Regions from separate parts of the Mus musculus genome. Here region 1 is linked to region 2. The links are chromatin loops, found by intact Hi-C in ENCODE. Cell type or tissue: gastrocnemius. All regions are shown on one strand. Links, peaks and the distances in the headings refer to the core of each region. The heading gives the core; the rest is flanking DNA.

Region 1 (11,816 bases), core at 4,719-9,718, 63 kb before region 2:
GAATCCAGGACTACCAGCCCAGGTATGATCCCACTCACAATGGGCTGGGCCCTCCTTCATCAATCGCTAATTAAGACAGTGTTCTACAGGCTTGGCAACAGTCCAAACTTATGGAGGTATTTTCTCAGAGTTCCCTCCTGTCAGATGACTAGCTTGTATTAAGTTGACATAAAATTATCGAGTACAATTGACCCTTTGTCAGCTTGACACATAATGCTTTTTAAAATATAATATTTCCTTTTTTTTGGTTCATCCCAAAGATCTCATGTTAGTAAATATAAATATTTTTCACAAATATTAAAACATTGCAAACTTAAAAATACAATAGTCTTTACAAAATTCAAACACTTTAAAATTTTAGTCTCTATAAAAATTTAAAGTCTTTTCAAAGCCAGTATTGTATACAGCAAAGAGGCCTTGTGCACACAGATCAGCCCTGAAGAAGCCAGCCAGTTAAACACATAACTCACCTCTTCAGTGTAATGAGGTATACAGCTGCTCTTCCTGGAATGCCAGGAATGATGCAGTTTTATAGCTTCTTGCTGACTGATGAGGCAGACTCTGTCTGTATCTCCCAGAAATTGTGTTTTTACTTAGTCTAGACCCTTTCCAGTAAATCTTGAGTACTACTTTTAGACCATAAAATTTGTTCTTACAAGTGACATTACTTACGCTTTACAACATCCTAAGTGACTTCTCAGATGAAGGGTTGAGAAGAGAGCTGTACCCAAGCTGTGTGACCACACAGCTTGGACTGAGCCCAGAGTGTTTCCTTCTCTGTTCTAGCTATATCCCAAGGCCTGGAAGCTTCTAGCCTCCATACAATCTAATCTTCCAAGATGACTAATTCAATCTGGCTTGTCTTGGCTTCTGTCTGAATTGTTCTGCCGGGCCTCACACTAACTTTGGAGATGTGTTCTAACCTTCTGGCTCATTCTCATTCTCTGGCTCATTGTTCTTCACTTTGTTCTCTGTCTTCTAGCTTGTTCTCTCTGTAACCTGTCTCTGTAAAACTGTCCTGGTGAAACTGCCATATACACCACTATCTCTCAATATCACTCTCTCTCTCTCTCTCTCTCTCTCTCTCTCTCTCTCTCTCTCTCCTTCATTTGTGTTCACTTCAGCTAAATGTTCCTTCACTTGTTTGCTCCAGCAAAACACCAAAAACACCATCCAACTGACTTTCCAAAGAACCATTAGGTTTCCACTTCATACACCTCTATGTTTTTTAGGGTAGGCCAATCCTGACGCTAACATGCCTCAGTCATTCTCCCTAGACCCTAAATTTTGGGCACTATCTCTGAGTCAACAGTAAACATTCTTGTGAAAGAAGTCAGGTGTACATTGTAAAAAATCTCATTGTAAACATGTATTAAATGGTTGTGCAATTGGGACTGAGTTAATTGTTATGTAAACATTTTTTTTCCAAAATTATGCTGTACTTAAACATGTCTGAAGTACAAGATCTGGGCCAGACTCTAGAAGTCCTGGTCTAGCACTGCCTACAATAAAATCAGGCTGAGCTGAGTTTCATTCTTACCTCACCCTAATAATCTGTTCCCTGTCTGTTGTAGAGCCTGCAGGGAAATCTCCACTCAAAATCTCTTTTAAAAATTCAAAGTCCCTCAACTGCCGATGCCTATAAAATCAAAAATATGTTAAATACTTTCTAATCCAAAGAGGGAAGAACCAAGGCACAGTCATAATATGAACAGAACAAAACCACACTCCCATCAGTGTAACTAATTCAATATCCAATATTTGGGATTCAGTCAGCATCATCTGGGCTCTTCCAAGAAGTTTTGGTCACTTTTCTATCTCCGCCCTCTGCAGTATATACAATCTATGTTCTAAGCTTACACAGGTTCCACTCTTTGGCTGCTACTGTTCTTGGTGGTCATACCATAGTACTGGCATCTCCAAATTCTGGGATCTTCTGCCTCAACTGGGCTTCACTTTCACAAATAGTCTTTCTTGGGCTCTATTCATCATGTCAAACTTCAAATTTTCTCTCTGACCTCTTCAGTCATGAGACTTCCACTGCTATTCTGCCTGTACCTTCACCGTTGGCTTCTCCTGGGATGTCAGAGTGCCAAGCGTTAGAGTTCACCATGACCCCTTCATGCCTTCAAAACCAGTTACATCTGGGAGACTCTTACACATGACCAAGTTTGGTTGCCAGCACAAGGCACAACCTTGTCTACTCTGAACACAGCTTGCATGTGCTGATTCCAACACCTCAATGACACTGGCCTCTACTAAATTAAAGCTGATTGTTCAGCTCCAGCTGATCAACATCTATTGTCCCTGTAAAAGCCTAGGTAAAATATTAAGGCCTAGATGGAATGTTAAGACCTAGGTAACTGTTACATAGATAGCCTGCCATTCTGTGCTGTTACTTATATTATAAGGAAACTTTTTCATGTCATCTAGGAAAATTTCTCATGCCCAAGTTGATTAAATATTCTGTTTTGTGTCTTTGGAAACCAACCATGATAGAAATCAATAGACCTGCTTTGTATAGTGACCCACAATAACCTTGGACCCAAACTAACCATCCAGCAGCACTCCCTGCACCTGAGCATAAGCTTTTATGGTATTTGTTTTTATCAACTATTCCTGAGATGGACTCCAACATAAGAGAGACACTTTGCTACATCATAAGAAGTTATTTGAAATAAGACTTTCCTTTTGAGTAGAGGTTGAATAAGTTCTCAAGACCTTCCTGATAACTGACATCCTGGTTGGCAAGTTAAGACATGAATGTTATACAAGACAGGTCCCATCCTGATTAACAAGTTAAGACATGAATGTTCAGCAGGACAAGTCCCCTGTTACAGGTGAATACCCCAACCAATGGGAGTGGGATAAATGTTTCTAAGGAAATCCTGCATCCCTAAATCCTGATTGGTAGAATAACTTAGCACAGATGTTTATAGATTTTAGGCTTAAGAAGTCCTATTGGATCTTGATTTAATGTCTCAATTCAGTTACTGAGTATGAACCATGGCCCTGATCAGTCAGTTCTGGGGCATGTGCTCAATAAACTATCCCTGTCTGACTGAGATTGGTGTTTGTATGGTTTGTGAGGTGACTTCTGGACCCTAACAGTCCCAACAAAACAAAGGTTTTACTTTAGTGGTTCTATTTGCATGCTAATCACAGCTGATTCTTCGGTTCTAGCTGACCAGAAAACACAGATTCTTCACACAAATGGCCCAGTAGAATCTTTGCTTTCTTCTGAACTTCTCAAACTAGGCCTTCATCATCTTCATAGTGTTCAACACTCTTCTAAGCGCCTACAGAACAGCTTGCTGAGCTCTCAACACTTGATGGTTCTTCTAGCCCATAGTTCCAAAGTCTTTAAACAGTATTCCCCAAAGCAACATGGTCTGGTCTGTCACAGCAGTACCCCAATCCTCGTGCCAATTTGTCTTAGTTTGGGTTACTATTGCTATTATGAAACATCAAAAAATTAGTAAGCACATCTGGGCTCAGTTCTAATCTGTATGTGCTGAACATGTTGAGAAATAGGGAGTGCAATTTCAGCTAAAACGATGAGTTTATATTAAGTGAGGCCAGAGAAGACTCAAGAAAGAAGGAGTTATAGCGGGCTGAATAAAGACATCTTAATCCTCAGGACTTGAGAGTGTGTTATCTACATTACAAAAAAGAATTTTATTTGTTTATTTATTCCTGGAGACAGTTTCATGTAGCCCAGGCTGATCTTGAAAAATTTTTTTTAATTTTTTTTATTAGGTATTTTCCTCGTTTACATTTTCAATGCTATCCCAAAGGTCCCCCATATCCATCCCCCCCCCCAATCCCCTACCCACCCACTCCCCCTTTTTGGCCCTGGCGTTCCCCTGTACTGGGGCATCTAAAGTTGGCAAGTCCAATGGGCCTCTCTTTGCAGTGATGGCCGACTAGGCCATCTTTTGATACATATGCAGCTAGAGACAAGAGATCCGGGGTACTGGTTAGTTCATATTGTTGTTCCACCTATAGGGTTGCAGTTCCCTTTAGCTCCTTGGGTAATATCTCTAGCTCCTGCATTGGGGGCCGTGTGATCTATCCAATAGCTGACTGTGATCATCCACTTCTGTGTTTGCTAGGCCCCGGGATCTTGAAAATTTTATACAACCAAGAGTAATTTTGATTTTTTTTTTTGAGTCAGTTTCTTTGTGTAGCCTCAATTGTCCTGGAACTAGCTCAGGGCTGCTTCACCAACCTGTCCTGCTGTGTCAGGGTCAGAAGTGAGTAAGCCTGAGCTCGAGCTTATAATAAAGAGACCCTAGTGCGATTGCATCAGAATCGACTCTTTGGTGGTCTTTTGGGGTTCACAAAACAGGCACAATAAAAGCACACAGGCACTGGCAGAATTCCAGGGACTGGAGAGGAAGGATCTATTAGTATGTGTACACTGTGATAATAAGATTGCAGACCAGGAGCAGTAGAAAAACATTTTTCAAACAACTTTTTTTAACAGTTCAGGAAGAAAAAAAAAAAGTCTGGGCAGTGGTGGCGCACGCCTTTAATCCCACCAGCACTTGGGAGGCAGAGGCAGGCAGATTTCTGCATTGGAGTCTAGCCTGCTTTACAGAGTGAGTTCCAGGACAGCCAGGGCTACACAGAGAAACCCTGTCTCGAAAAACCAAAACCCAAAACAAAACAGTTCAGGAAGGTCGGATGGGTTTTATTCTGACTCCTCTTTCTTTGGTCTACAGATTGCCACCTTCTTCTCCCTTACCTTTCAGTTTCCTTCTCCTTGACTGCCTTCTTCCTTTTTTTTTACTCCCTGCCTCTCTGTGTTTGTGTCTTTCTTTCTGTGTGCATATTTATATATAAGTGCACATGGCATTTGGGAAGGTCATAGAACACTTTGTAGCAGTCTGCCACATGGGTTCTGGAGATTGAAGTCATGAGCATTTACCCCAGAGCTGTCCTTGCTGCCCCTCATTTTGGTTTATAAAATCAGAGTCTATAGAGTCCAAGCTTGTCTCAGACTCACTGTATAGTTGGAAATAATCTTGAACCCTTGACTGTTATGCCTCCACTCCCACTTAGAAATACAAGCAAGGACACCACAAATAGACCAAATAGCCAGTTATCATCTTATGTTTTTCTTCTATATGAATTCACCATGGTGTCTCTTGCTGCATCCGTATCCTCTCATGAAGGCACCGTACAGACTGTATTGCCTAGCTCAGAACCTCACTTTAACTGGATCACTTCTTTAAGGTCTCCAAATATAGTCACATTCTGAAGAGCTAAAAGTTAGGGCCTCAATGTATAAAATATGATAGGAGACAATTCAGCTTATAAAAAATGACTTATAATTAGTGACAATCCTTGAGAGAATTGGTCTATGGTTCAGGTTGAAGACCTAAGGAAACACTATAGCAGTCCAGCTTTGGTTGTTGGATGAGAGAAAGTGACTTCCCACATCAGCTTAAGTAAGATTGGCATGTAAACTGGGAGATTGTATTGCACCCCTACATTTTTCCTTGTTTTGATAATCATACTACACTTATGTAAGATGCCACACTTGGGGAGGACCAAGCAAAGAGCATATGGTAGCTGAACACTGTGGCCCAAGCCTGTAACTTTAGCTCTTAGGAAGCAGCAGCAGAAGGAGGATTAGGAATTTGAGGCTAGCCTGGGCAATGTGAGCTCTGACTCAAACAAAACAAAACAAGTAAGATTATATGGGAATTATTTGTATATTTTTATTTTCTGTTTTTTGTTTTGTTTTGTTTGTTTGTTTTGAAATTGGGTCTTGTTTTATAGCCTAGAGTGGGCAATTTGCCTTAAACTCTGGGCAATTTGCCTCAGCACTCCTCCCTTCCAAGTGTAGGGATGAGAGGGTATGTCTCACATCTGGCTTCCTTTGTATAATTTTCCTACATTTTCCCTGAGTCTGAAAATATTTCAAAATTCAAGCACCGAGTTGGTGAAGGGGTTTAGTAGCCTGACATCCTCAATTCAGTCCCCAGGACTTTACATAGTGGAAAGAGAGAAATAAAAATTGTCCTCTGATCTCCACACCCCCAACACACAGAGAGAGAGGGGGGGGGGAGAGGGAGAGAGGGAGAGATTGAGAGAATGTAAGTAATTGAAATAGGCAGGAGAGATGACTCAGTGGTTGAGAGTACTAGTTGCTCTTCCAGAGGACCCAGGTTTAATTCCCAGCACTCACATGGCAGCTAATGATGGTATGTAACTTTGTGGGCACTTAGTATGGTAAGTGATATACAGACAAAACACCTATACACATAAAGTAAAATTTAATGAATATTTAAAAATAAATAGAAAATATCTTTTTAAAGGTACTAGATTTTTTAAAAAAATAAAAACTACAGTGAACAAACAAGACAGAGGGGAGTGTTGGAAGAGAGGCTGGCTATCACAGAAGGAGGGTAAGGCAGAAAAAGACATGGAGAAAATGAGTTGCACAAGGTCAGAGCTTCTGCCTGCTCCCCAAATGCTCACCCTTGCCCCTGGAACTGACACCATGGGTCTCCAAGCCTGTTTTGGGATGTCAGGGGTCACGAAGACACAAGCTGGAGGGCAGAATAGGCACATCCAGCAGTAATTCATTCTTCTGACATCGGCCTATAGTGACCCAGTAAGATGATGTATTGTGTGCTAAAAGAATGATTCTCTGTATGCCAGCATCTCCAGTACATTGACACTTTGGAGCTAGCTTGCTTTCTTACTTTTTATTGCGGTAGTGGGGAACCGATGCCATGCTAGGCAGTCTGTTTTCTGAATGTCTCTCCTGGAAATTTCATGGAAATTGTCACATCCCGGTGGACGCCGTACATCACCACAGAAGCTCCGCCCTCTCGGTGGCCAGCTGTCACTGGATTGGACCAGCGGGTTGGGTGTGCAGAGGGAGGTCCAATCGCTCTGGCGCTTGAAATGCATGCAGTCAGGTGTGCAGGCCCTGAGGGCACCCGGGGCAGGTATGGCGAGCTGGTGGCGCGCGTTTCCACAGGCAGCACGGCGCTATCCGTGGCCCACTAACGTGCTGCTCTACGCCGGGCTCTTCTCGGCGGGTGATGCCCTGCAGCAGCGACTGCGGGGAGGCCCAGCCGACTGGCGCCAGACGCGTCGCGTGGCCACTCTGGCCGTGACCTTCCACGGAAACTTCAACTACGTGTGGCTGCGCCTACTGGAGCGCGCCCTGCCAGGCCGCGCGCCGCGCACGGTCCTGGCCAAGGTGCTATGCGATCAGACTGTCGGAGGGCCGATAGCCCTCTCTGCCTTCTACGTCGGTGAGGGGCCAGGGCCGGGCACTGGAGGCCAGGCAGGAGGCTCGGGAGTGGGGGTGGGTGCGGGGAACGGGGAGACCGGAGATCTAAAGCCACTGGGGCTAAGGCAGGAGGTGACAACTCTGCGGCCCGGGAATTAAGGCTGAAAGGAAGTTCTGAAGCAGCGATCGGAGGTCTGGACATTGGAGGACTTGAGGTTTCCAGAAGGAAGAATTTGGGGGCCGCTGGCCGGGGAACTGGAGATGCCAAGTGCCAGGGATTCAGAGGGTTGGTGTCCGAGCTGAGAGGCTGAGGTTGACAGAGTTCAGGAGGGAGAGGTCACTTTTCCTCCAGAAAGAAGCATCTTCAAGAGACCCTAGCTTAGCCCCATAGCAGCTCCATCCCTAGACTCCACCTGTTCTAGAAAAAGCCACACCTGAGGCTCTGCGGCCAGCACATTAACTCAAAAGTGATGGGATCGGTGGTGACTCTGGGGGCAGAGTGGGTGAAATATGCGATTACAGAAGTCATTTCCAGGGTCTTAGTCTTGCTTGAGCAACAAGATTTCCCTGGGGTGGGGTCACACAGAGAATGGGAGGGGGTGGTGTACCTATGAGGAAGCTGTTTTCAAGCCGGGCTGGATGAGCTGGCTTTGGGAATCTTTTCTGCCTGGTTTACTGAGAACAACAAAGGGTCTCTTGGTTTTTGTCTCCTTAGCAATTTCTGTATCCTAAAAGGCAGTGGCAGCTGGGGAGGGCCACTCCGTGTTTGGAGAGTCTTTTCCAGGGACTGTCATTGGGGATGGTAGATCACCAGCAACTGAGCCTAAAGCCTCCCTCCGGCCTCAAGCTGTGCCAACTGAACTATATTTGCAGTCTTTAGTTCGTTTTTAATTCTGAGACAGGGGCTCACTGAGTTGCTCAGGCTGGTCTTGAATTTGTGATTCTCCCACTTAAATCTCCCAAGTTGTTGGGGTGACATTCTTGACCCACCAGGCTCAGCTTGTTAATGTCTTCTAAAACCGAATAAAGGTAGGCGAACCATCTAGAAGAAACTTACCCTCCTCTGGGAGGTATTATAGGGAGTTTGTATTAACTTCCTTTCCTTCTATAACCCACAGGAAACATCAAAGACCTGGTGGCCTGTTATAGTCTCAGCTAATGCCATGGCTAAGGTCAGTGAAGTTAGAATAGACAACCAGAGAGCAAGAGGCTTTTTCTGATTTGCCCAAGCTCTGTGCCTTGTTCTCTCGAGCGATCTCTCAGCCAGCTTTGCAAACACATCCCAGTGCTTACTGTAGCTTGGTGCAGTGATGAGGGGGTTAGGAGCCAGGACTTAAGACTTGATGGGCTAGATTCCGATTTAATCTTTGAGCTACCATTTGTTGGATACTCTCACAATTCCCATGTCAGATAATGAGAACACAGGCATGGAGGGCTTGGAAGTTCACCAGAAGACAGCATGATCCAGACTTTTAGCCATGTTCTTCATCTTGGTATAGATAGTGATTGTGTGTATGATTACTCTGAGATTAGATAACAGTGCTGTCCCAGGGAGTGGGGGATGCCTAGCATGAAGGCCTGAGGCCTTCTCATCTATCACCTGTCTAGATTGTTGCTGTGTCTTACTGTCAGATTTCTGGTTCAGTCTCCTCTGCTTCTTGAAGGGGAACATGGGTGTGTGAGCTGAAAGTTTAAGGTGCTACTTGAAAATTGATAGTCAAATCTGTCAGATCTGTGTGACACAAGCCCTGTGTCAGATCTGCCTTGGGAAATGATGGATTAAAGAATGGGTCACCTGGCCGGGTTCTTGCTGTTAGCATCCCTGAACACTTTATTTTTAGACAAAGTAAGTCATGCTTTGTATTGCAGTCTGGCCTTGAGCTCACGATGCTCCTCCTGCTTCAGTCTTTTGAGTGTTAATTTTGTAGGACCGCTATGACTAGCTAGCTGTCTTTTTCTCCTTTTTTTTTTTTTTTTTTTTTTTTTTTTTTTTTTTTTGAGACAGGGTTTCTCTGTGTAGTCCTGGCTGTCCTGGAACTCACTTTGTAGACCAGGCTGGCCTCGAACTCAGAAATCCGCCTGCCTCTGCCTCCCGAGTGCCGGGATTAAAGGCGTGCGTCACCACTCCCAGCTTCTTTTTCTCCTTTTATTAAGTCTTCTCATCTCAGGAAATTGTTAGGAGGGTCAAATGATGTGATACATATAAGTGCTTAGCATTTACCTGGGTAAGGCCATCAGAGTACTGCTTACAGTATTTGCTCGGTTTTGTTTTCAGTCTTGTTCTAAGGATCTCCTGCAATTGACTAATAACACTTATCCTGTGCCCTGCCCACACCCCCAATCAGGGCTATCAGAGAATGTTTACACTGTCTTTTATAAGTAAGGCTTTGGCTCTGTTTCTTGGATGTCAAACTCTGATTAGAATATACTGATAGGACATGTGTAGTTGCTAGAATGTTCAGGATCCTTTATTTTTTTTAAAGGAATGAGGTTAGTGTGGGAGGTTGGCAGTGTAGCTCAGGGTGGGTTTACCATGCTTGGGCCCTGGGTTTAATCTCAGCACAAATAAAAAAGAAAACAAGAAAAGAACAAAAGAAAGGAAGAAGAAAAAGGAAAAAAATTTTTTTTCTTTTTTTCAAAATTGGGAGCAGGACTGCAGCTTAGTTGGCAGAGTGCTTTTTTTAGCAACTGGGCTCCACCCCCAGCAGCATGGAGCTGGGCATAGTGGTTCCAACCTGCAGTCCCAGCCCTTGGGAGGCAGGGACAGGAGGATCTCTGTGAGTTTGAGGCTAGCCTGGTTTACATAATGAGTTCCAAGACAACCAAAGTTATATGGGGGGGGGGGGGGGGGGAGGAAGGAAAGTGTTGGAGAGATAACTCCATAGTTAAGAACATTTGTTCTTGTAAAAGAACACGGTTCAATTCCCAGCAGCTCACAACCATCCACAACACTGTGGTTCATATATATCTATATCTATATCTATATCTATATCTATATCTATATCTATATCTATATCTATATCTATATCTATATATCTATATCTATATATCTATATCTATATATCTATATATCTATAGATATACACACACACATATATGTGTGTGCAAAACCACTCAAATATATAACATAAATCTAAAACGTTTTTTAAATACTTAAAAAAAATATAAGGAGACAGGAAGGAAGATGGCTCAGCTTGTAAAGGCCCTTGCTGGCAAGCCTGACAACCTGAGGTGACCCTTGGAACACACACAGTAGAAGGAGAGAACTGATCCCAGCAAGTTGCTCTCTGACCTTCACACTCCATCAGTCAATCAGTCAATCAGTCAATCAATCAATCAATGAATCAGTGTTAAACAAGGAAGTCATTAACAACCTCATTCGCCAGTGCTAGTGTTAGCTTGCATTTTGTGGCTTCTTCGTTTAGATAAAGAATCATCCGGCTGTGCCTTTTATGCCTGGCTGGTCTCACTTCCTATTTGGGGTTCCTCTAAACGTTAGTTTTAAAATACAGATATTCTTGTTTTCCTACTGGGTCACCAGCAACATGTAAATGATTGGAATTTGATGTACTTGGATGAGGTTGGAATGTGAAACTTGAACCCACACTATTATACAGTAATTATTCCTACTTGTAAAATCCTCTGGGTGTGTCCCTGTTAACAGGCATGAGCGTTCTCCAGGGGAAGGATGACATATTTTTGGACCTGAAGCAGAAATTCTGGAATACGTATAAGGTAAGACAGGCTTCTGAAAATATAATCATATCTTCTAAATATTTTAAACATTAAAGAATACTTATTTGAGGGTAAAGGAGTTTGCTGCCAAGCCTGAGGCCCTAACTTCTATCACTGTGGTCTACATGGTGGGAAGAGAGAACTGACTCTCACAGTTGTTCCGGAACTCCACATACTTTCTGTGGCCTGCCTGCACGTGTGCATGAACGTGCGATCATGTGAGTGCATAGACAGACAGACAGGCAGACAGACACACACACACACACACACACAGAGGCTCACACACACACACATGCTAAATGAATGTGATTTTTTTTAAAAAAGGAACGCTTTAATACAACTCTCCCCCCCTCCCCCCAGTGAAGATTGAACCTAAGCCTAAAACTAGGCAAGAATTTTACCATTGAATTCCATGCTTGCCCTGTGTTTGCTTGCTTTGAGATAGGGTTTCACATAATCCAAGCTGGCCCTGAACTGCTTCCACCTCCCAGGAGCTGACTACAGACTTATGTCATGGTGCCCAGCTCTCTAGCTTTTTAAAATTAGTAACAGTATTTATTTAGTGGAATGAGGGTGATTCTGCCTGAGCCGACTGCCGTGCTGGGTGTTGGGTGGTGAGTCCCCAGCACTGGTGCTCGCCAGGTGCTGCTCAGCACTGTACTGTGAGCATGGGCTTGTTTTTCACTCCCAGCTACATCTTTATCTGGGTATGTACTCTGGGTTCTTTTTCTCCTAGTGCTTTATAATTCGTTACTATGTTTAATTATTTTTGGTATTCTCAAGCATTCCAGAAGTGCTTCAAGTTGATTTCTGTGTCCCTGCA
Region 2 (11,816 bases), core at 4,477-9,476:
TCATAGCAACATGGAAGAGTGAAGACTTCTCTCAGCTGGATGCCAGGGGATTAGTTGAGAGGGATGCAGTGGGCAGAAAAATGAGGATATAGTGGGGAGCCAGTAAGATCAAGAGTTTCACTGGGAAAATACACATAAAATCTTAATTGTGTATGTATGATAAACTGTTTGTAGGCTGGGAGAGGGACTGTCACTTCAGAAATGTTCAAACCATGGGTAAGTATATATGTATGTGAGTGTGTGTGCTGATGTGGGTCTCAGATTGAGAAAATTTAGTGGTATCTGACAGAATCCTTCTTATCCCAACTCTACAAGTATTATTTGAGTTTTTTTAATTATACATGAAAATCAGTTTTTCAGACAAGGTCTCACTTGCTACCCTGACTGACCTGAAACTCTCTTATGTAGCCCAGATTGGCCTTGAACTCACTAAGATCCACCTGTCTCTGCTTTCCAAGTGCTGGGACTAAAGAAATGAACTACCATGCCCCCATACTACCTTACCTTTTGATGCAGCCTCCTTCTTTCACCAGTTTGGTAGACTAGCTGGTTAATGAGCCCCAAGGACCATCCTCCTGTCTGTACTTTCACAGCTCTGAGACTACAACTCTATGCTTTTTTGTGTGGGAGACAGACAAATCTAGGTCTTCATGTTTGAGCAGTAAGTGGCTTACTGTCTGAGACATTGCCACCACTTCTGGAATCTGCTATAAAGACAGCCTCCATCCATAAAGGCTCTTTCCTCATGAGCTCATAATTTTTCACAAAGACACACTTCCTTATTCCCTCATGGTGGGGTTTAGGTTCAGTGTCTGAGTTTCAGAGGTTCATGAACAGTCTGTAATGGGCTCCTTGGCAAAGGCAGGAATGAACACAAGTGAAAGCTGGAGATGTGACCATGTTTCTCTCCAGGGGTGAAATACTTTCAGCTCTTAAGAGGAACTGCCATTCTGACAAGGAGCAAAGATGCTGGGATGATTTCCATTTGGTTCTTATCATTCCCAGATCTCCAGGGTGAGGTAGAATGTCCAGATTTACAGGTCTGTGTAAATCTGGAGACCCAATATCCATTGAGGTTAGACCCATCTGTCTCCAGCCTCTTTGGATAGACACTATGAAGGTGTCAGTGGAGCTCTTCCTGGTGGTTACAACGAATGAAAACTTGTCCTGCAGAGCTGTCTGCTGGGCCTCAGCAGCTGGGGTAGGTGCCAGGGGTTGAGCAGCCCAACTCCCTGGGGATCAGGTCTGCCTTCATTATTTCCCAGAAGCTCACCGGATGGGAGACTAGACTAGTTCAGTCATCTCTACTGACATAGCTCTTTTAATAAATGGAGGTATGTTTCACAAAGTTAGCTATGACCTTGTGTCCTGATTATTCTGTTGCTTTGATAAACTACATGTCAGAGCAACTCAAGGCAGTTTGAGAGTCCAGTCCATTATGGCAAGGACGTCAAGGCGGCAGGTGTTTGAGTGGAAGCTGCTTGTGCTGTATGAGGTCAGAGAGCAGAGAAATGTGGATGCTGGTGCTCGCCTCACTCCTTTCTTTTGATTCGGTCCAGGACTCCAGCTCAGGGAATGGACCTGCTCATAAGTAGATGTAAGAGCCAAAGTTAACCAGGAAGTTCCACTTGCCCAGGGACAGGATAATTTCCGGGAACACTACAGCAGGTGTGCTTGATCCCGTGTAGGTGGGAGGGACATAGGCAGGAAATACATCAGGATGTGTGCTTGTCCCTGATTGAGCCTGATGGGAAATGCACTGACTTATGGATTCTGCTGTTTTAAGCCCCTACAAAACATAACCGTATCCACTCCCTGGGACCCCAGGGTGGACCTGACCAGGGTCTATCCTAGTCGGTATTTAATTAATTAAAGCCTTGCTTCAGATTTGGCTCAAAATTGTGGAACTAGTTTTTCTCTTGAGAATCTCAGTATTAACCACAATTGAGGCAGATTTTCCTTCCCATATCTGTTTATCTAATCCACATAGTGCCTCACAGGCTTGCTCCGAGGCTAGTTTCCTACATGATTTTAGTCCAGGTCAAGTTAAAAGTAGTAACTGGCACAATTCTTTTCAAATTTGCTTTTTTTTCCCCCTTTTTTCTTTTGAGACAGGGTCTCAGGCTGCCTGGGAACTTGATAGGTGACTGAAGTCAGCCTTGCATATATGATCCTGTTTCTACTTTCTGGCATTGAGATTAAAGCACACTCTCACATGTGGTTTATAAGGTGCTGGAAATGGGCTCCAGGCTTTGGCCCAGCTACGAACCACCCCAACTGAGCTAGAGCCCCAGACCTTTTCCTAATGTATCACCACTTAGTGCATTCATAGAGTGGGGCAAACATTAGCTGCCTCATTCTGACACATTTGTTCAACCCTAAAGAAAACTGCTGGGATTACAGGAAAGAGATCTTCTCTATCCTATTGCTAGGTTCATGACTGACAGCCCAACAACAAGTGATGATAACAAGAGAAAAGGTTAAGAATTTATCCATATGGGTTGAATATCCCTTATCTGGAACATCTGGAACCAGAAGTATTTTGAATGCTGATTTTGAAATATTTGCATATATTTGCATATGCACAATGAGATGTCCTGGTGATGGGGCCCAAGCCTAAACACTAAATTCAATGTTTCAGATCTTCCATATACATACAGACAAATCATTTACTACCATATTTTTAGTGTATTTCTGTATCGATTAGGACTTGTTACTCCATCCACACTTGGTATGGAATTTTCAACTTGAATTGGTGCTGAAAAGGTTTCAGGCTAGGAATGTAGTTCAAGAGTAGACTGCTGACCCAGTATACATAATGCCCAGGTCTCCATCCCTTGCACTATAGGAGGAAAAAAAAAAGGATGATTTCAACCATTTATACGCTGGGATATGGTGTCTTATACCTATAATTCCAGTACTTTGAAGGCTGACACAGGAAGATTACTGTGAGTTTAAGGACCATGTCACCGTAAAATATTCCAGGTGTTTAAGCATTTAAGACTTTTGAGCTCTCTTGGGACCGTGTGGTGAAGTGTCATAGGAGTATGTGGAGGTCAGAAGTCGAGCCCAGCTGTTATTCCTCAGACACTGCCCACCTTGTTTTTGTTCATGTGTCAGGGTCCCTCACTGACGTAGACTGGCTGGCTAACTAGTCAACCCCAGGGACCCGCCTTTCTTGGCTTCCCAATACTGGAATTACACGTCGCTGACTTTTTTCATGGCTTCAAAGAATCAAAATCAGGTTCTTGTGCTTCTGCAGCAAGCATTTTATTGATTGAGCCCTCCCCAATTCCCTGTGTGACATTTCTGTCCTTTGGGTGTAGGACAGGACACCTGTCACTCAGTCTTCAGGGTATAAAAGCATGAGGAGGTCCAAGTACCCTCCCTATTTCTGCCATTTCCTCGAATGCCATGGCGCCCTATGTTCCCACTTCAGGCTAACATGTTCTAAGCCTCGCTGTGCCTCTTCCCCAGGTCATTAGTGCCCACTGTGCTCTTTTCCCTTCGGATGCATATTTTTATATAAATAGAATTCATCCAACATGTGATCTTTTGTGCCTGGCTCATTTCTTCACATCATCTTTTCAAGGATCCCCTGAGTTCTAGCATTTCAAACCTTGCTGCTAAATGTTGCACTTACAGGAGGCTACATTCTGTGTATACACCCATCTGTAGATGGGTAACAAAAACTAGTCCTCACTCCATCACTGGGCTCCACCCCACAGCCATAAAAACCTGAGTTTAGGATGCAGATACTCCAGTCTAATAATATTCCTATCTCCTTTCTTCATCTCCATCCCTCTGTCTTTAACTGCCAATGTCTCAGTGTTTTGTACACGTGTGTGTACACACATATGTATGTGTACAGGCACATGCTTGAGTATGTGTGCATACACACACACACACACACACACACACACACACACACACACCACTGGCCACCAAAACTGTTGCATGTGCTCAGAGTCAAGCCAAGGTAAACACGATTAGGAACTTCTAGAAGCAAGAGAAAACTTCCCTACAGAATGACTTTGGTTTCCCTCCAAGTTTTCCAGCCTAGAAAATTCACTGCTTTCAACAAATTGAAGCAAAGGGGAAATTGTCACTTTCACTTACAGCCAAAAATATTTCAGGTGGCTGACTTGTAGTACCCTGTACATACGAGCCCTGGCTGGGGCCCCTAGTCAGCCCAGCCAGTTGCCTCAAAGCTATCTCTGCAACAGGATCAGTTCCCAGGGACAAAATCATGTCTCTGTATGGTCACCTCCTAGCACCCTGGGTGTTAAACGACATCTCAGCAAGTGTGTGTAAGAATGGCACAGGTCATCTGTGGAGGTCACAGGAGAGTTTGCAGAGATGGTTCTCTCCTTCCACATGTGGGTCCTGGGCGTTGATCTCAGGTTGTAAGGCTAGCTATCACAGGCATATGCGAGTTCTGGGGATAGAACACAGGTCCTCATGCAAGTGCTTTCCCAGGATAGGCCAGCTTCCAGCCTCATTTCTTTTTCTTTTCTTTCTTTTTTCCAAATTGAAATTAGCATTTCTTTGATGAAGTGGAGGAGAAAGAGGAGGGAGAAGAGGAGGAGTAGGAAGAGGAGGAGGAGGAGGAGGAGGAGGAGGAGGAGGAAGAGGAGGAAGAGGAGGAGGAAGAGGAGGAAGAGGAGGAGGAAGAGGAGGAGGAGGAGGAGGAGAAGGAGGAGGAAGAAGAGGAGGAGTAGGAAGAGGAGGAAGAATAGGAAGAGGAGGAGGAAGAGGAAAACGAGGAGGAAGAGGAGAAGGAGGAGGAAGAGAAGGAGGAGGAAGAGGAAAAGGAGGAAGGGGAGGAGGAAGAAAAGGTACCAATGGCCGATCCTGCTAGTATTCTGATATATTAGGTGCTCCTAAGCATTTAGAGGTCCTTTATCTTCTCCAGTGGCACCTTATGCATATTCTCCACGTTAATTCTCAGTTGCTTCTATTACTGCTATCAGGCATAGAACTTAAACAGGGATGCTGAGGTACACTTATCCGTACAGGGTTGCCATCTCTGGCTGCACTTTGGAGTCCCCCAAGTTGAATTTAATACAGTCCTCTATTTTCCTTTCAGAGTGGACTAGAGGCCTGCAGTTTAGAGGGAAGACAATATTCCCAAGGTCTGGGCAGTAACAGAAGTCAGTCTGAATGTGTGTGTGTGTGTGTGTGTGTTGAAAGAACCAAAAAGCAAGGCTAGGATGTAGCTCACTACGTTTGCCTAGCACACACAAAGCCCTGTGTTCTATGCTTCGCACTGTATAAACCAGGCATGATGGTATGTGCCTATAATCTGCCTGAGAGACAGGCAGAAGGTCAGAATCCAAGACCATCCTCCACTACATATGCATTTGAGGCTAGCCTGGGCTATGTAAGACTCAGTCTTTAAAGAAAACAATCAATCAATCAATCAATCAATCAAACAAACAAAAAACTAACTTGAATTAAAAAAAAGTCCCAGGGCTGAAGAGATGGTTCAGCAGTTGAGAACACTGGCTACTCTTCCAGAGAACCAGGGTTCAATTCCTAGCACCCAGATGACAGCTCACAACTGTCTGCAACTCCAGTTTCAACCAATCTGATCTCTTCACACAGATATTCATGCAGGCAAAACACCATCGCACATAAACTAAATAAATTGTTATAAGAAAGAAAGCAAGAAAGAAAAAGTCCATTTTTCAATCTAATCACAGCGTGAAACCCTCAGGAAACATCTGATCCAGATGTCTACCCACTGTTCCATGGGATACCATGATTAAAAGGACCGGAAGGACCCCAAACGACCATGTAGTCAGGAACCCAGGACCATGTGGTTTATGGGGATGTAGGGATGGATGTTCCCAGAGGGACTGGCCTCCTGCAAGACACGACAGAATCTGCATGTGGGCCAGAATAATTTGTATGCTGTTACCTCTTCCCCATCGGCAGCTGTGACCTCCAGACAGTGTTTTCCACAGACACACAAGCTCCAGGGAAGCACACACCTTTCCTAAATCATTTATGTGCATTCCGGAGAAGCCAGGGACTTAGTAACATCTTAGGCTCGCTTCAATTAGCTCTGCAGCGCCAGGCATGGTGGCGCACGCCTTTAATCCCAGCGCTTGGGAGGCAGAGCCAGGCAAATTTCTGAGTTCGAGGCTAACCTGGTCTACAGAGTGAGTTCTAGGACAGCCATAGCTACACAGAGAAACCCTGTCTCGAAAACAAACAAACAAAAAACAAACAAACACCCCAAAAAAACCCAACTAACTCTGCAGCAGGGGACGACCTTGAACCTCTAATCCTTCCACAGGTGTGTACTGCCTGTCTTTGCAGTGCTGGGTCTGGAACCCAGACCTTTGTACTAGTTAGGAACACTATTAAGTAAGTCACATCTCCAGACCCAAGAGTGATTTCATACAAAACCTGGTCCGGTGAGCAGTGATCCTTGAAACCCTGGAGTCTAAAGGGTGCAGAAAGGTAACTGAAACCCCAGATATTCTCACTTGCTCCTTAGTGCCTGGTGCTTTATTCGCTTTGTAAAAACCTCAAATAGATGTGAAGTTTGATGTGAACTGAGACAAAATTCACCCCATACTTTCTGTTACCAAATTTAGCTGTTCCACAAACTAAAAATGTCCACTGTGGGCACGTATTTTCAGCTCAGGGTCACAGCTTTGACAGCCTGCCTGGCTGGCAGGTCAGATAATCCTTGTGTTAACACAGGTGCTGGCACATCATAGGAATTCTCACATACCTGATGATTGCATAGAGATATTTGATTCCTAAGCAACCATGAAAATTCATGTGTCAGTTCCTAAAGAGGTCGGGTTACTGGGCATTAACAAGTTTCTAAAAATGTCTAACCCTCCGTGTGCTTCTGCTTACCGGCCTGGTACATGCTGATCTAAAGGTACCACAGAGAAGCCTATCAGAGGCAGAGTTTAAACAGAATTTCCCGGTAGCAATTTGCCTTTTTCTGAGGCAGTGTTTTGTAAATCTTTTTCTGAAGAGTCACAGTTGTTAATAAGTTTCTAAGAAAAAGAGGCGGAGAGTGTAGTCAATGAATTTGCAAATGACTGTATAAACACACAAGGAGGGCGTTTCTTGGCTGTTTCACAGCTCTGCAGTGTTGGCCCTAGCATGTGGTAGGCAAGCACACCATGCCTGAGCTGCAGCTGTGCCAGAGCTGCAGCTGTGCCTGAGCTGCAGCTGTGCCTGAGCTGCAGCTGTGCCTGAGCTGCAGCGCTACCTAGCTGCTGCAGACTGGAACTCTTTGAGTGCATAGAGCCTGTGTATTGAGGCAAAGCTGACCTCAGCTCTGCTCTAGCTGCTGTTGACTTTGCATTAGATAAATGACTGAACATGACTTTGAACTTCTGATCTTTCTGCCTCTAACTGAATGCTGGGATTACAGGTGTGTGCCCCAGGCCTGCTTTGTTGGTTTTTGTTTTTTTGTTTTCTCTTTTGTTTTGAGTGATTGTGCAAATTGTCCATGTCCCTTTATTTCTGGCCCTCCTGTTCCTACCTCCTAAGTTGGGAGATTATGAAGTCGATATCTATTTTTTTTTTTTGGTTTCAATGTTGAAGATAGAATTCAGAGTTTTTAATATTCACCAATTGAGCTATATCCTAGTCCTGGGACCAACATTTTACAAATGGAACAAAGATCACCATGTCCAAAGAGCTTGCCTCTGAGGTACTGAGGGGCAGAGTCCAGAGTGCTCTTCTTCATTCTCCACCCCATGGCAACCTTTGTGCCTCTCCTCTCTCCACACTCTCCTACAGCATGGCTCTCCTCTTTCTCTTCTCCCAGTCTCAAGCCCGAGAAACCCTAAAATCCCACCTCTGTCTGTCCTCCCCAACTACTAGGTGCTGACACCTTAATTTACCAAACAGAACCAACTCAGGCAGGGTTCTAGAAGCTATGTGCAGACCCTCTTGTGCAAATAGTTTTGGGGAGAACATAATTTGCATTTGTAATACAAGCAGCTACAAAGGACATTGGTGGAGGTGCAGCTTCAGTGGCAGTTGAAGGCCCAGGACTAAAGGGGTCATGCAAGGAAGTTGAGACTTGGCACTGTGAAGAAAGCCTATGAGAGGCTATTGGTGAAAGTGCAGCCTAGTGGCAGCAGAGACCCCAGCATATTGTAGATACCAGTACCACGGAATGACTACCAAGAACAGCAGCAGCAGAGGAGGAGAGTCAGCCAGAGCCTAGAGTGCTACAGAGGGCAGAGCTGGCGAAGTGCCCCAAGCCCTTTGGAGGATCTCAGAAGATCACGTGTGGATCCCAGACACTGGAACAAGAAGCTGTGAAGTTAAAGTTGCCTTGGAGACTCTCAGATGTTAGCGATGCCAGAGCTGTGGAATACCTGCCAAGGAAAGCTGCTAACAGGAAGTTGAACATGCCCAAGATCAAGAAGTGTCTTGCTGTCATTGTAGCTGGAAGGAGTTGGACATCAGACATGGAAATGCAGAGTTGGAGTTTGTCCATCTGGTTTTCAGTCTTGCTTTGGCCCAGTATTTCCTTACTATGACATTTTAGAATGTATATTCTGTGCCTTGATATGTTGAAAGTATGCGATCTGCTTTTTGATTTTGATTTTATATGTATTACAGTTAAGAGATCACATGAGTCTCAGAAGAGACTTCTAACTTTGGACTTTTAAACATTATTGAGACTGTGATAGACTATGTAGACTTTTGAAGTTGGACTAAATGCATTTTGCATTATGTTATGGCTGTAAGCCTATGGGATGTGGTGGTTAGAACAGGAATGGCCCTCATAGATTTCATGTGTTTGAATGCTTGCCCCATAATGAGTGGCACTATTAGAAGGTGTGGCCTTGTTGGGGGGAAAAGTGTCACTGTGGAGGTGAGCTTCAAAGGTCACACATATAAGCTCAAGCTATACCCAAGTGTAGAAGACAGTTTCCTCCTGGCTGCCTTTGGATCAAGATGTAAAACTCTTGGCACCTCCAGCACCATGGAAGTCAACCCCAAATAAATGTTTTCTTTTTTATAAGAGTTGCCTGGGTCATGGTGTCCCTCACAGCAGTGAAACCCTAACCAAGACAGAGGAGTTTATATATTGGTTCCCCTTCTATTCTGAGTGGGAATCATTTGGCATATTGGCCTAGCATTTGTCTGTGTTCAGTTAGTATCCTTTAAAGGCACGAGAAAGAAATGCCCATGTTAATGAAGCAATACAAGGAAAAAAAAGGAGCTGAAGCCATCGGTTAGGGTTAAGACAAGTGGTTGCTGATAAGATGCTGAGAGCAACATGGAGTGTTGTGTTGGGCCTTTGACAGGGAAAGGAGACATAAGTGGGGATCCTAGAAACTTTGAGGCATTATATTATTAGTTTTATATTTTCAGATTTTATATTCTTAGTTTTGATAGGTGCCATTTTCTGTATGGTGTTCATGTTTGTGGCAAAGGGAAGACTCTAGGGGAGCTCTCTCTGCTACCATTACAGACATTTGGTAAATCCCAGTAAGAGCTCAGCCATTTAGTTCGTGCAGAAGTCCTCTGACATAACATCCTTTCTCACCGTCCTTTAGAACTCCTTCTAGAATGCTGGCATTAGCTATGACTCTCTTTGTTATGCGTGTCGGTTCATGTGTGTACAAGTGCACATATGTGTGTGTGGTGTATATGTGGAGGCCAGAGGTCAACAGTGGATGTTTTTCCTCAGGAGTTGGCTACCATGCTTTTTAAGAAAGGGACCTTCACTGGCCTAGCGCTTGCTCAGCAACACCCAGGGATCCACCTGCCTCCACCTTCCTGGGTCTGTGATCACAGGTACACACTGTTGCATCTGGCTATTTATATGGGCCCTAGGAATTAAACAAAAATCCTTATGATTTACTGGCTGAGCCATCTCCAAAGCTTTCTTTTTCTTTTTAAACAAACAAATAACTGAGTTAATCACATGAAAAAAATTGGGGGTCCCTGTAAACTCTACTGCTGGAAGAGAAATGAACCTTAAGAGGCAAGAAGGCTCGGCACAATTTAGTAAAGTGGGGTTGGTTTAAACTTCATGATCTGGCCCCAAGGAGATTATTGTACGCATATTTAAGCACAGTACAATTTAGAAAAAAAGGTTCCTAGTGTAATACAACCCTGGGTACACAAGTAGGCATAATTACATAGAAACTCAACTGACAGTACATGTCATTTCTTCTAAGAAGAGGGGTTCTAGAGATAGATTACAAATACTAGCTTAAGGGCTTAGGGGAGAATCTGGTGTGAGCTTAGTCATACAGATAGTGTAGAGGTCTTTTGGGTTGTTAGCCACCTCCAGCCCTGACTGTGGGAGCCTAGAGGAGCCCCTGGCCATACAAATAAGGCAAAGGTCACTGCGAATATTAGCCACCTGCGGTCCTGCTTGTGGGAGCTGAATACGGCCAGATCCTTCAGATCATGCAGATCACCTGGCTATTAACTGCCTCCATTCACAGCTTTTTGGGTAGAAAACAGATTATATATCTTTTTTTTCACTGAAAAGACAACCCTGCATGTTTAACATTCCTGATTTCCTTAGTGGTCTGTGGGCGAAAGGATCTTTGTGCTCCCAACAAAAAAGGAGAGGAAAAATATGAAAAGTTTTTTATCTTTGTATGTTGAGTTCTATGATTTCTTCTTGCTTGGGCTTGATCAAACATAGTTTGTATTTTTCAAGAAAAATACCAAGACCCTCTTTTTCTTTTGTTACAACTTGAAAAGAGAGATATGGGGTAACAGGATGGTAGTTTTCTCAAATGTGCAAGGGGCTTGATTGTCAGCAACACACATGGTCATGCTTCTCCGGCTCTGAAACTTGGCTTCCTATTAATTGAATAATGACAAATTGTTCTCCTAACATCTCAGGGGTCTTCAGTCCAGTCTAGAACTTATTAAGGACCCACTCAGTGTAAAGCGCTAGTCCAGCAATAGTGGAAACTGGGTCAAGTGTCTCTGTAAGGAAAGGCTTCTCAGTTTCAGAGGAGAAGACCTTTGGAAGCTAAAAGCATTTTTAGGCTTGGAAACAGAGCTCAGTTGGTAAGAGTACTTGCTTAGCACATGCAAGGTCCTGGATTTTGTACCACATAACTGGGGGTGGATGCAGACACCCAGCATGTGGGTAGTAGAGGCAGGAGGATCAACAGTTCAAAGTCATCTTTAATTACAATAATAAGGTCATCCTGGGCTATGTGAGACTCTGCCAGAAAATAAGACAAAACCAAAAGAAGCTCCCTTAAAGGGCTGGAGAGATGGCTGAGTGTGCAAGCCTGGCCACGTGGATTTTGGGTCTGGAGACAGCAGCACAACGTCGGTAATAATATCAGTGGACACAGGGGTCAGTCCTGGGGTCACTTAGCTTGGCTTACACGACAGCAAAGAGATTCTGACTCAGACAAGGTGGAAAGACAAGGACTGATGTGCTTTGTAATGTGTGTGCCCACTTGCATGCTCACACACACTTTAAAAGAAAAAGAAAAAAAGTCTCCTCATTCCAAAATTTAATTACTGTTCAGGCAAATGCATATGGCTAATAAGATATTTGAACATATTTTATAAAGTCAATTTATATTGAAACCAGACCACAGTATCCAACTTATGACTCATTCTGCTAATACTTAACTGATTTTTCCTCTGTTCTCTAACTTGTAATCATTATAAGATGATCTATGATCTGTGATTAATTCTTAACTGCTTAGGTACAGAGCAGTGGTGACCTCACACAATGATGGGGCCTTCTCAAGCCATCCATTGGAAAGAACCCAAAGAAGCAACCATATTTCATACCCTTCCTGTCTTTCACAGAGTTTTTCTTCCCT

Evidence for each region. Peaks named below come from ENCODE experiments on the same cell type or tissue, not always from the same donor. Only the 100,000 strongest peaks of a DNase experiment are listed, where the experiment ranks them.
Region 1: it touches region 2 in a loop (2.6-fold over the local background); 2 of 42 quality-filtered maps call a loop at or near these places.

The regions. Positions count from the first base shown.
Region 1 is chr16:13,933,744-13,945,559 of GRCm38, forward strand. Mpv17l (Mpv17 transgene, kidney disease mutant-like) reads left to right here and starts at 6,922. Exons shown (of 4, transcript NM_033564.3): 1 at 6,922-7,280; 2 at 10,923-10,993. The coding sequence starts at 6,971. In gastrocnemius, for the core only: no CTCF peak of the experiment used is centred there; a DNase peak (open chromatin) is centred at 6,901; H3K4me3 peaks cover 1,094 bases; H3K27ac peaks cover 461 bases.
Region 2 is chr16:13,997,201-14,009,016 of GRCm38, forward strand. The region is part of intron 1 of Bmerb1 (bMERB domain containing 1); the gene reads left to right. Among named protein-coding and RNA genes, the nearest start is that of Ifitm7, 16 kb to the left of the region's middle. In gastrocnemius, for the core only: a CTCF peak has its summit at 7,256; a DNase peak (open chromatin) is centred at 8,227; H3K27ac peaks cover 460 bases.